Linked DNA regions of Homo sapiens: region 2 is linked to region 1. Evidence: chromatin contacts called from ENCODE Hi-C data. All regions are on one chromosome and are shown on one strand. The core of a region is the stretch at or near the end of the contact, and the rest is flanking DNA. Distances in the headings are between cores, read along the strand shown. Region 1 has its middle 59 kb from the start of TEX41. Region 2 overlaps TEX41 (testis expressed 41).

Region 1 (5,240 bases), core at 844-3,343:
CTTATTTTCCTGTGTTTGGGCTGGAATGATAACCTGTCAACCTTCTTAGTAGATAGTATTTAATTTTATTTTAAATTTAATATCTAAGGATTTTTTTTAAATAGAAGTGGCAATTATATGTGCACACAATTTTAAAACTGCATTTAATTATTTTTCTTTCTTTTGCTTCCCTCTTTTTTTAATGGAAGGGTAATATACTTGCAGAAAAGTGCCCAAATCATTGGTGAAGAAGCTCATATAAACAGCAACTTGATCAAGAGGTCAGCATGTCAGAGATTCCCTCACGCCCTTTCTAATCACTACCCAACTCCCTCCACCTGAGAGGGGACCAGGGTCCGGGCTTCCAATACTATCACTTAGTTTTCCAAAATATCATGTCAAAATGGAGTGGAATCAGGGCATCTGCTAAGATGTGTGACAGCAAATTCGCCTCTGGGCAATTCGTCTCTGGGTTTTAATTGTGTACTTTAAAACTAAGGAGGCTAAACCTTTAAGTTTCTTTTCCATCTCAGCATTTAATGATTCTGCTAAAAGACAATCTGTGTGTTTAAGTTAGCACTATTTTTATACAACATCTACTGTGGTTTTTCATCTCAGGTGGAAGTTCACAGGAGGCATGTGCTAAATGAAAGGTGGCCAGTTAACTGTATCCTCTACCATGAATAAAACCAAACTCCTAATCCAACATGGGCCCAAGAGGAGTAGGTGAATGAGGACTGATGAACTGAGGGAACTGAGGGCATTCCACCTCTCCCACAGTCCTGGAAACATTGCCTCAAAGCACTCTCTTCTGCTTGGTGCCTTGGGCAACAGCACTGTACACAAAGAGCAGAAAATCCCCTGTAATTTGATCATTTTAGATGTAGCATTCAATTGTGGGATGAATATAAACTTCTGCCATTTAGCAATTAAAATACTGTTTGGGTAGCAATGTAGACTACATAAGTAATTAAGATCTCCTTTTTGTCTTACTGGTATCTAGAAGGAACCCATCATTCTATGACTTCTGTCCTCAGAAGCTGAGTGAGATGAGGAAGAACAAATTAGGATAACTTCCTCCAAAAGTCAAAACAATAAGCCCTGCTGCCTTCCTCCAGTCTGTGGCACATGCTGTGCCATGGTTTGAGTTTTCTGTAGTTGTAGGAGTCTTTTTATCATGAGGAATGTATTTAAATGGTTTTACTCTATAATCTCTCCTGAACGATTTCTTCACATGGAAGGATTCATTTTTAAGGTGACCAAAGAGATAAGTGAGTGAGAACCTACTTTCCAATATGCCCAGGACCCCGAGACACTAAGTCCCCAAGGGAAACTACACAAATCTCCAGGACTCGAGGGGACATATTACTCCAATACTTCCTGTTCCGGGCCTGAACCAGGACACGAGTCTTGACCCCTGTCCCAAAGTAATCTCTTCCCCAAGATGTTCATGTGGAGAAGTAGAACTCAAGTCTCTTTTCCTTGGGAAACACTGCATAGAACCGCATGGCCCACGGAAACAACAAAAACTTGATTGCTCCCAGTCGTGGTGCCTCAAAGTCTGTTTTCAGTTCCTGGTCATGGCTGCCCAGGTTGGGGGCATGGTGAACCACAGGTTCACACGATATTATGTGCCACAGCTTGATCCAACGTTAGGAAGGGCAAGAGACACACACATATCCTCCTCTGGTCAGTTATGGAAGGTGTCTTTCCACTCCTGCAGGGGAATCCGTATTCAACTGAGAATGAGCAGTTGTCTCCCCTGTAGCCTTGTTGGTTGAGGAGAATGCTTTCTGCTTACCTTTGTGAAAATTGCTTAAATACAATTACACTCCCAACCAGCATTTCCCCTGTCTCTTCCAATGTCCAACAAGAAACCCAACCCCCAAATCTAAACACCAGACAAGTAGCTAGAAAAATGAAAATAAATGTTCAAATCCAAAAGCTGTGTGCTTCTGTGATTGAAAATCTTTTTCTTAGCGAGTGGGAGTTGCTTTCATCATTGCTGGTCATATGTTTTTGTTTTTCATTTTCTGGTGGAGAAGTTTTCTAGGGTATTTTTCAAACTTTCCAGCTTAGCAAAGCGTTGGCTAAAATTGAAAAGAGAACTAGGCGTCAAGTCGGAGGCAGCATTAGGTTTGTTCTTGTGGGGGGGGCAGGTTGCTGACACAGCGAAAATAAGACAAAACATTTGAAACTTCTGGCTTTGTACTTCTCAAATGCCTCTTTTAGAAATCGCTTAAGTCGTTATTAACATCCACCACCCACCTTCCCTTTTTGGTCCTGACATTGGGTAATAATAGATAATGTTGACATATGTTCCCTGCTGGTCAGAAATACTATACTTCTGTGAAAGGTAACATTTTCAAGCTATGACAAAATGTATTTTACTTGGACAGAACATTAGTTATTGGACTAATCTCAGAATGTGGGCTGTGGGGTAAAAGTTTTAACATTTTAGTTGTGGGAGAAAGTTTGTTGAGAGAGTAAAAGCATCAGTATGGGGTTTGTTTAGCTTTCACCATTTCCAAAGGTATTGGCTTGCTGTCAAACTCTCATGTCCTTAGGAATGTAAAGGAAACATTCTCAGTATGTATGAAGAACAGCTGTCCATGGACGCAGCAACTTTCAAAAATGATTACACCCAACTTTCCTGCAGTATGGATTATGGAATCAAAAAATATTTTTTCACTGTGTACCAAAGAATTCCGTTTTACAGGCCAGTTTTGAAGCTTTTAACTGCATGAGACATATGCTGCAGTTCTGTTGTTTGTTCTCCATGTGATGTACTATGAAATGTGTTTTTTAAAAAGGGGGAGAAAAAGAGGAGAAAGGGAGAGAGTGAGAGAGAGGAAAGTGTGCAAATTCTTCTGATCAAATGTGGTCTTCAAAACTACTTTTGAAACTAATTTAGGGGATGAGTTAGGAAATGCCCCAGCTGGCTTCCATGCTACCGAAGTCTGAACAGCCCTTTGCAAAGCTGGAAAAATTGATTTTGTTTTGAAGGCTCACACAGACTTTAGTGTTGTGGAAGTTGGACAGAGTTTTTATTGAATCTGGTCCTTTGTGTTTTATGACAGTCTGAATGGGTATTAAGATTCCACGAATAAATCCCCTGCCATTTCTGAGATTTCTGATATAAACATGAGCTCCGTCAATTTGTTCTCTGTACAAATGTCTTTCAGAATGTTAACAAACATGGTGCATTGATGAATGGGCTGGCCTATGGAGTGCAGTCTGCTTTACTTGGTAGGGCATGTTGCTATGATTTTTCTTTTGTTTCTCAATGCTATGGCCACCCAGAAATGGGGGCTGTTGAGGGGTGGTGAACTTCAAGACTTGAGGACAGGGGAGAGTTAGCTCAAGGCTGGTTGGAGAAGTGGTGTTAATGGCCTTCAATTGAAAGTCTGGCCAGACACCACATCAAGGGGATTGTGGATTGGCCCTCAGGAAATGTATTAAGTCTTTTCTTAAGTGCCTCAGGTGAATTACTTAGAGGAACACAGGTAGCAAAGAAGAGAATATATTTTTAAGATATAATCTTTCTATATTCTGCATAAGTTTGTATTTTTTCAGTGTACTTTAAACTCAAATGTCAAATTGATAATACCCTAAAATTAGTTTCCAACTAAATACTATAATTTAAAGCAAGCAAGCCAAAAAAATTAAGTCTCAGTTTTTATGATAAAAATTAGGTCATGTATAATATAAACACTTTTGAAGGAGAATTATGATAGAGTTTCAGGAAATGTTATGTTCCACAATTAATGGTAGTAAAAAGTTGTATATTGTATAATTTGAAGTTCTGTAATGTGTAACTATCATTTTAGGTATAATTCTGAACTTAGCATTGGGTTTTCATTTTGAAGCACAAGCCCAAATCTTAGTGGCCTAATCTTATTCTTCAGATATTTAATGCCCAGACGGGAGCTGTAATGGCTCCTAAGAATTTCTTATGTGGTTAAACTGCCCAGCAGTGTCCAGCTCTTTACTTAGCTTTTACATAATTGCCTTCTAGGGTGGTTATCTGGTATATGGAGCCGTTCCCTAGCCATATTCTCCTCTACACATTGCCCTTCCTGGGGACTTAGTACAGAACCTGGGTAATCAGTTTGGGGTTCAATTCACATTCATGATGCAATCGATGCATTAATGGGGATGTTTCATGGGAGATTTTAATACACTCTGTTATTGGCGTTATAAATTGGGCCAGTTAACTTGATGTACTTCTCTTTGTGGTCCAAATTCTGCCCTCTGTTTCTTACTTGAAATTCCCATTGAAGTAGTAATTACCAAGTGGAAGAATACTAAAAATGTTCAGCCAAATTCTGTTCTATGTTGCTATCATGTAACTCCCGATGAAGTTAATTACGACTTAGTCAGAACTAGTGCTACATCTTAAGGGCTTTGGAACTCTGTGATCTGCCATCCAAGACACCAGGCCAGCAGCCTGCCTTTAAATATCTCATTTTAAGAGGTAAATTGACCCTGTTGAAGGTAAGAAATGGCTATTGCCAGTAACTATATGTGTAATGGGGCTTAAATAGTAGAACTTAACATATTTGAACCTCAGGAAGTTTGATCTTTTTGTAGTTTTCCTCTTTGGGGAAGCCTGTTTCACAGAAGCTTTAATTCTCTTTAGTGCACTGAGTCTATTGATATGAGTTACCTCCTGTCCCATTCTCCCAAGCATCCCTTAACTGTAACAGTATATAATTTTTATTTCCATTAATTATATAACATTTGCTTAAGTCATCACTACTTAGCTATTATTTCCTGGAGCTAAACCATTATCTTCCTTAAATACAGATGTTTATATTATGCATAATATAATTTCTTTCATAAGAATTCATTATAACTTTTCAAAATACTTTGGCTCTCATTTAGCCTATGTCTCAGTTTAGCTTTTTTTTTTTTTTTAATGGAAAAAAGGGCCCCATGACCTATTGGATAACGATACAATATGTGCCATACTTGTAGGATTTTGTCATTGTGCAAATAGGGTTTCAGGGGAAAGGGCAGAACATTACCCATGGTTTGGTGTGAGTGCAGCTCACAATTAGGACCATCTGCTGAGTGGTCCCAGAGTAAGACTTTTTTGGAAGTTGGCATGTGGGGCTGCCCAGCCTCTGGGATCCTCTGGTTAAAAAAAATTCTGAGGACACTGGTGGCCCAGAGACTATCTTGATGTATGTATTGGGAACCCAGCAGTTCAGAGATGGTGAAGGATAGTGACTCTTGAGGGAGTTCAAAGTCAGGAG
Region 2 (5,177 bases), core at 204-2,703, 390 kb after region 1:
CTAATGGTTTATATAGGGAGCCTTCTTCTTAGAATTGCCAATAGTCAAATAGATCTTGATAGCACTTAATTTTGAGTATTTGGGTGCAAGAAGTTCCACAAATGGCTTTTCTACTCATATTTTTAAGGGTTTCCTTCTCTCTTCCAGAGACTGTTTCTTCTGCGTGAACTGTAAAAGGACCTCTTATGCTTTATCTTCAAGCCCAGCAATGAATGTAAGGTTCAGAAAATTTGACAGATATCCCCCTCCACGACTTATCTTTTAAATGAAAAATAAATTTAAGAGCAATACCAAATGATTTTGACCAAGTTTGGAAAAAAATGTACTTGTTTAGATCTGTCTTTGCTGGCAAAATGATGGAAATTTGTGGTAAATATTTGAATACCATTAAGAAAACCTAATTTGAAGATTCAGGCTCTCATTGTCTACTATATGATGTGCCTGCTCCTTGGCAGAGCATTTAAAGTGTTCCATAGCATACCACCAGGCTACTCTTCTATCTTTATCCTTGTCCATGAGACAAATGAAACTGCTTGTCATTCTCTACTTTTCCTAATTATGTTCTCTAGACCTGAAATCTTTTGCTGTCTTACCAGATCACTTTCTTTCTCACCTTTCGTTCAAAACTCTCGTATTCAACACTCTCCAAATTTTGATGACTTTTCTTTCAAGGCCTGTCTCAAATGCTATTTCCACCATAACAGTGTTTTGCTATTTTTCTTAAGGCATTTTTCATAATTTGCTACTTTAACTTTGTAAAACTCATGCTTATTCCTGTATTTGTTACTCTGCTTATTGTAGTGACTTGCACATGTCATGCAATCAGTAAATATTTTTTGAATTAAGTTGAATCACCCCTGCTGACAACTCCTATTTACGTAAGACATTGGGAAATTATTCAAATCACAGAATCATCTTGTTTGCATCGACAAAGGTAGTCTACCGGGCTCTCTCCATTATATTGCCTCATTAGGCCTCATTCACCAAACATGAGTTGAACACCTACTAATTGCAGCATGCTGTGTTGCTCTGTCCTGTAAACAGGACCACGTATAATTACATAATCATACATCAGGAAAAATATATAATTATGTGCATCTCACATATTCAAAATAACTTTCTAAAATAAAATAATTAGACTAACTTGATATCAATTAAATCTTGTCCAAATAAAGACTGAATATTCAGCTTTGTTCAATCTCTTGTGAATGCTGATAAAGAGAGTCAATCTTTCCACTTGAGAAAAACAATTATCACATATCTAACCCAGGCACTCATTTATTCAATAATTTTCTCTACCAAAATTCATACGTAAAGAAAAATGTGTTTCATCTCAGCACCTTGGTTGGTTTTCAAAGACGCTTATTAGGATTTGGTTTCACAGTCTCTGATTTTAGATAGGTCTCTTAGGATTGGTTATAAGAGCTGAAGCCTCGGAGGCAGCAAACAATTGTGGAAAATCTGTGAAGTAATGTTGTCCTTGCAACATTTTCCGGCCTACTTTTCAGGACCCATGGGATTCAGATAAGCACTAAGTGTGTGTCCAAAAAAAACCACTGAGGTTTTTAAGCCACTGTCCATCCTTAGTATAACTTTTTCATGAAAAATTAACTTAATAGAATACACTCTTTTTCCATGATTAAAAAACTTAAGAGATCAGGGACTACCTGGGCATGTGTGATCTGACAATTCACTGTTTTAATTTAAAATGTCCAGGCAGTATTGCATTCATAAAATGACCGCACTGATATGTAAGCCAAAAAGCATAAGAAGTGCATTATGGGTAAGAAGTTTATTTTTGTTATTCTTTTGAAATCTTCAGCTGGTATTAAAAACAGATCTTTTGAGCTAGAACAACAGTCGTACAGGTAGACTTCCTACTTTTGGAAAAGATCTGGTCTTTAGCTTATGGGAACCGAGCCGAAGCAGATGTGAAAAGTTCAACTAAAGGAAGAACAGATTAAATGCACTTTTGTGGTTGAAAAACCAAAACAGATGTTATTATTAAACCACAGAAACCTGGGTGCATTTAAGTAACACTAGGTGTCTGAATTTTACATTTGTATTTAAAATAATTAAGGCATTTTAAAGCCACAGAGGCTATTGTGTGCTATCAAACTCTTAATGTTCAAATCAAAAAGTTTGCATATTAAAAAACTCTCAGAAATATTGAGTGTCTGCCATTGTGTTTGTCATCATCTGAAAATGAGAAAGAAAGCATCTGACAATTAAAAACAAAACCTTTTGGTGATGTTTACATTATTTTTCAAAAGCATTTTGAAACCATTCATTTGTGTACTTTTGTTTTTTACATCTTTAGATAGCAAGCAACCCTGAAATGTCTAGATTACTGTTTTTACAATGTAAATCTTAGAGAGATTAAGTCACAGAACAGAATTAAGATGTTGCCAATATATGAATTCACAGGCCGTTGTTCCACTAACTGGAATACTTCCCTACTCATGACAGCCTCTACCATGGGATACAAAATGGTGTGGGAAAGCAAATACAAATCAAAATTGTCCCACACATTCATGCCTACACTTTGATATTTAATTTTGAATTTCTCCATAAATTTTGTTCTAATATGCCCTCTCTCTACTTCAATCCAAAGAGGTTAAAAGTCCAAATCAAAAGCTGTTGTCCTGTGAAAAATCCTGTACTAGAGAAAAGCCAACAGAGAGAGAGGGGGGGTGGAAAAAGGAAAGGTAATAGTGATTCATTTCATAGTTAGATGCCCTCAATCATTAATCTAGATATGTTCTACACACTGGGCCAAAAGGGATGCATTTAGATAAAATGGACCTTAAGGATGTAATCTTTTACCTCTATTTGGAAAAATAAGTGTTGCATAATGTGGGATGATTTATGAAAGAGCTGGGAGGATGCCAAGCTTCTATATTATGTAGTCTTTGAGTATTGGAAGTGGAAGAATTTTTATTAATTATCCATTCCCATTGGAAGAATTCTCTTTTCCACTCTGGATCTCAAATTAGGAAGGAAATGAGGGTGACTTATAAATTGTTTTGGATTTTTTTTTTTTTCAAATCACACATGCTTTTTATCTCTACATGCTCTTTTAGAAAGTTCTCTGAGATGATCCTGACTCCCACCCCTGGTTCTCGCATTCTGCCACCCCCTCCTTGAGAATCCCAGCTTTTTAACATTCAAGGTGGGACTGACTACTTCTTCAGCTGATCACTCTAAGCTATTAATGATATGGCCAGACTGCTACAACCCCCATAATTTATACAAGACTTTGTATCATCATTTTGGTTACATGTTGAACTCATAATATTTTAGATAAAATTTTGTTAATTAAATGTGCTCTCATAATTTCATGTTTCTTTTACATTTTAAAAATGTGACTACTAGAAAATTTAAAATGACTTATTTGGCTTACATTTGTGGCTTGTATTATATTTCTGTTGGACACCTCTGCTGTATCTGGTAAAGAAAAGGATAGTGAGAGAAATATGTGACTTCTAGGGGAAAATGATATAATGCATCACTTTACTCTGAGCCACACTCCACCATTGGTGGCAACAGTTTTTAATATGTGTGGAAAGCATTTAAAAACAAGTTAGGTAGTTAGCAATTCTTGGAAGAAATAATGGACAAGATCCCAGAGCAAGCATCTTTCAGTTGATCGGGCTAATCGTGATGGAGAGGAGAGATGGCAGTTCAGCAGGGATGCTGTGAGGGGAAGCCCCTGCCGGGCATCAGCACTGTGTGTAGGGACTAGTTACCTATGGATGGAGTAAGCTGCACCCCCCAAGGAAGGTGCATTCTAGTTAAGACTTAGATGTGGATAATCCAGTGTATGGAGTTCTTTTGAGAAACTGTAAAAGGGAGAAACAAGAATACAGGGGAGAGGTGAAACTTTCTAACAATTAGAAATCATTTATTAATGTTTAAATTTCATAAATATCCATTTAACCTCTTTTGAGGTCTATTTAAGCCTTTTTCTAGTCTGGGGAGGGAACAAGAGGGAAAATAAAAACTTCTCTCTATATCCATGATGTTTGCATTTAAAGAAAATAGAAAGATGGTAACAAGCAGACAAATTATGTCAGGTTTTTTTTTGTTTGTTTGTTTTGTTTTTGTAAAGAAAATAGAACAAAAAGATAAAGAGTGAGGGCATGTTGATTTGGAAAAGGTGGTTAGGAACCCCTTTTTGAGGCAGTGACCGTTAAGCACAGACCTGATGGAAGTGATAGAACAAATCAAGCAGATAACTGTGGAAGATATTCCTGGCAGGAGAGCAGCCACTCAAAGCCCCTGAAGCAGGAAACTGCCCTGAGTGTGTTTGAGGAATAACAAGGGACCAGTGATGCTATAGAGCAGTGAGTGACTGAGAGAGTGCCAGGAGGTGAGACTGCAGAGAGAATTGGGAATCTGACTTATCCTTGGAGAGATCGGGTCTCCAAGGATAAGCGATGGCCAGCCTCTGTAGGGCTTTGAGCATAGTACTGATATTATCTGGCTATGTTTGAAAGGATCCCTCTGACATTTAAGTGGAAACACAGATTCTAGGGAAGCAAGGGGGAAGAAGCACTGGTGAGGAAGCTGTTTGAATAGGCTCGGTGAAAGCTGGTCATAGTTTAGAGGGCTAGGAGTGGAGGTGGTTAGAAGTGGTTAAATTTAAAATAAAGGCGTTTCCGACTTACCATTGTTTGACTTACAATTTGCAAACTTTACGATGGTATAAAAGTGATACACATTCAGTAGAAACAGTATTTTTGAATTTTGATCTTCTCCCAGGCTAGAGAATGCAGTACTACACTCTCTTGCAAACCCACAGTTCCCAGTAAGCCATGTGATCACCAGGGGAAACAACTGATACTCTATAATGTGGAGATGCTCCTCAACTTACAATGGGGTTACATCCCAATAAACCCATCCTAAGTTGAAAATATCATAAGTTGAAAATGCATTTGATAAACCTAACCTACCGAGCATCACAGCTTAGCCTAGCCTACCTTAAATGTGCTCAGAACACTTATATTAGCCTATAGTTGGGCAAAACCATCAGGCAACACAGTGCACTCTAGAGTATCTGTTATTTACCCTAGTGGCCACATGGCTAGGAGCTGTGGCTCCCTGTTGCTGCCCAGCATCATGACAGAGTATTGCACTGAATTTTGCTAGTCTTGAAAAAGGTCAAAATTCAAAAT

Evidence for each region. Hi-C counts contacts between places; a loop is a spot of excess contacts on that map. Pooled maps may share reads with other maps.
Region 2: a map of ascending aorta shows a loop between it and region 1 (2.2-fold over the local background). The contact joins two enhancer-like sites. A Hi-C loop is called at or near these places in 2 of 168 maps with a recorded cell type or tissue (ascending aorta and endothelial cell of umbilical vein) and 4 of 50 pooled maps.

What each region holds. Positions count from the first base shown.
Region 1 is chr2:144,605,883-144,611,122 of GRCh38, forward strand. No RefSeq gene overlaps it. Among named protein-coding and RNA genes, the nearest start is that of TEX41, 59 kb to the right of the region's middle. RefSeq lists an enhancer at 3,139-3,640. Within about 2 kb of position 2,094, at least 5 of the 41 ENCODE cell types and tissues checked have a DNase peak (open chromatin) inside an H3K27ac peak, as active enhancers do; they include ascending aorta, where a contact is called at or near this core.
Region 2 is chr2:144,997,754-145,002,930 of GRCh38, forward strand. The region is part of intron 3 of TEX41 (testis expressed 41); the gene reads left to right. Among named protein-coding and RNA genes, the nearest start is that of LINC01966, 120 kb to the left of the region's middle. Within about 2 kb of position 1,454, at least 4 of the 41 ENCODE cell types and tissues checked have a DNase peak (open chromatin) inside an H3K27ac peak, as active enhancers do; they include ascending aorta, where a contact is called at or near this core.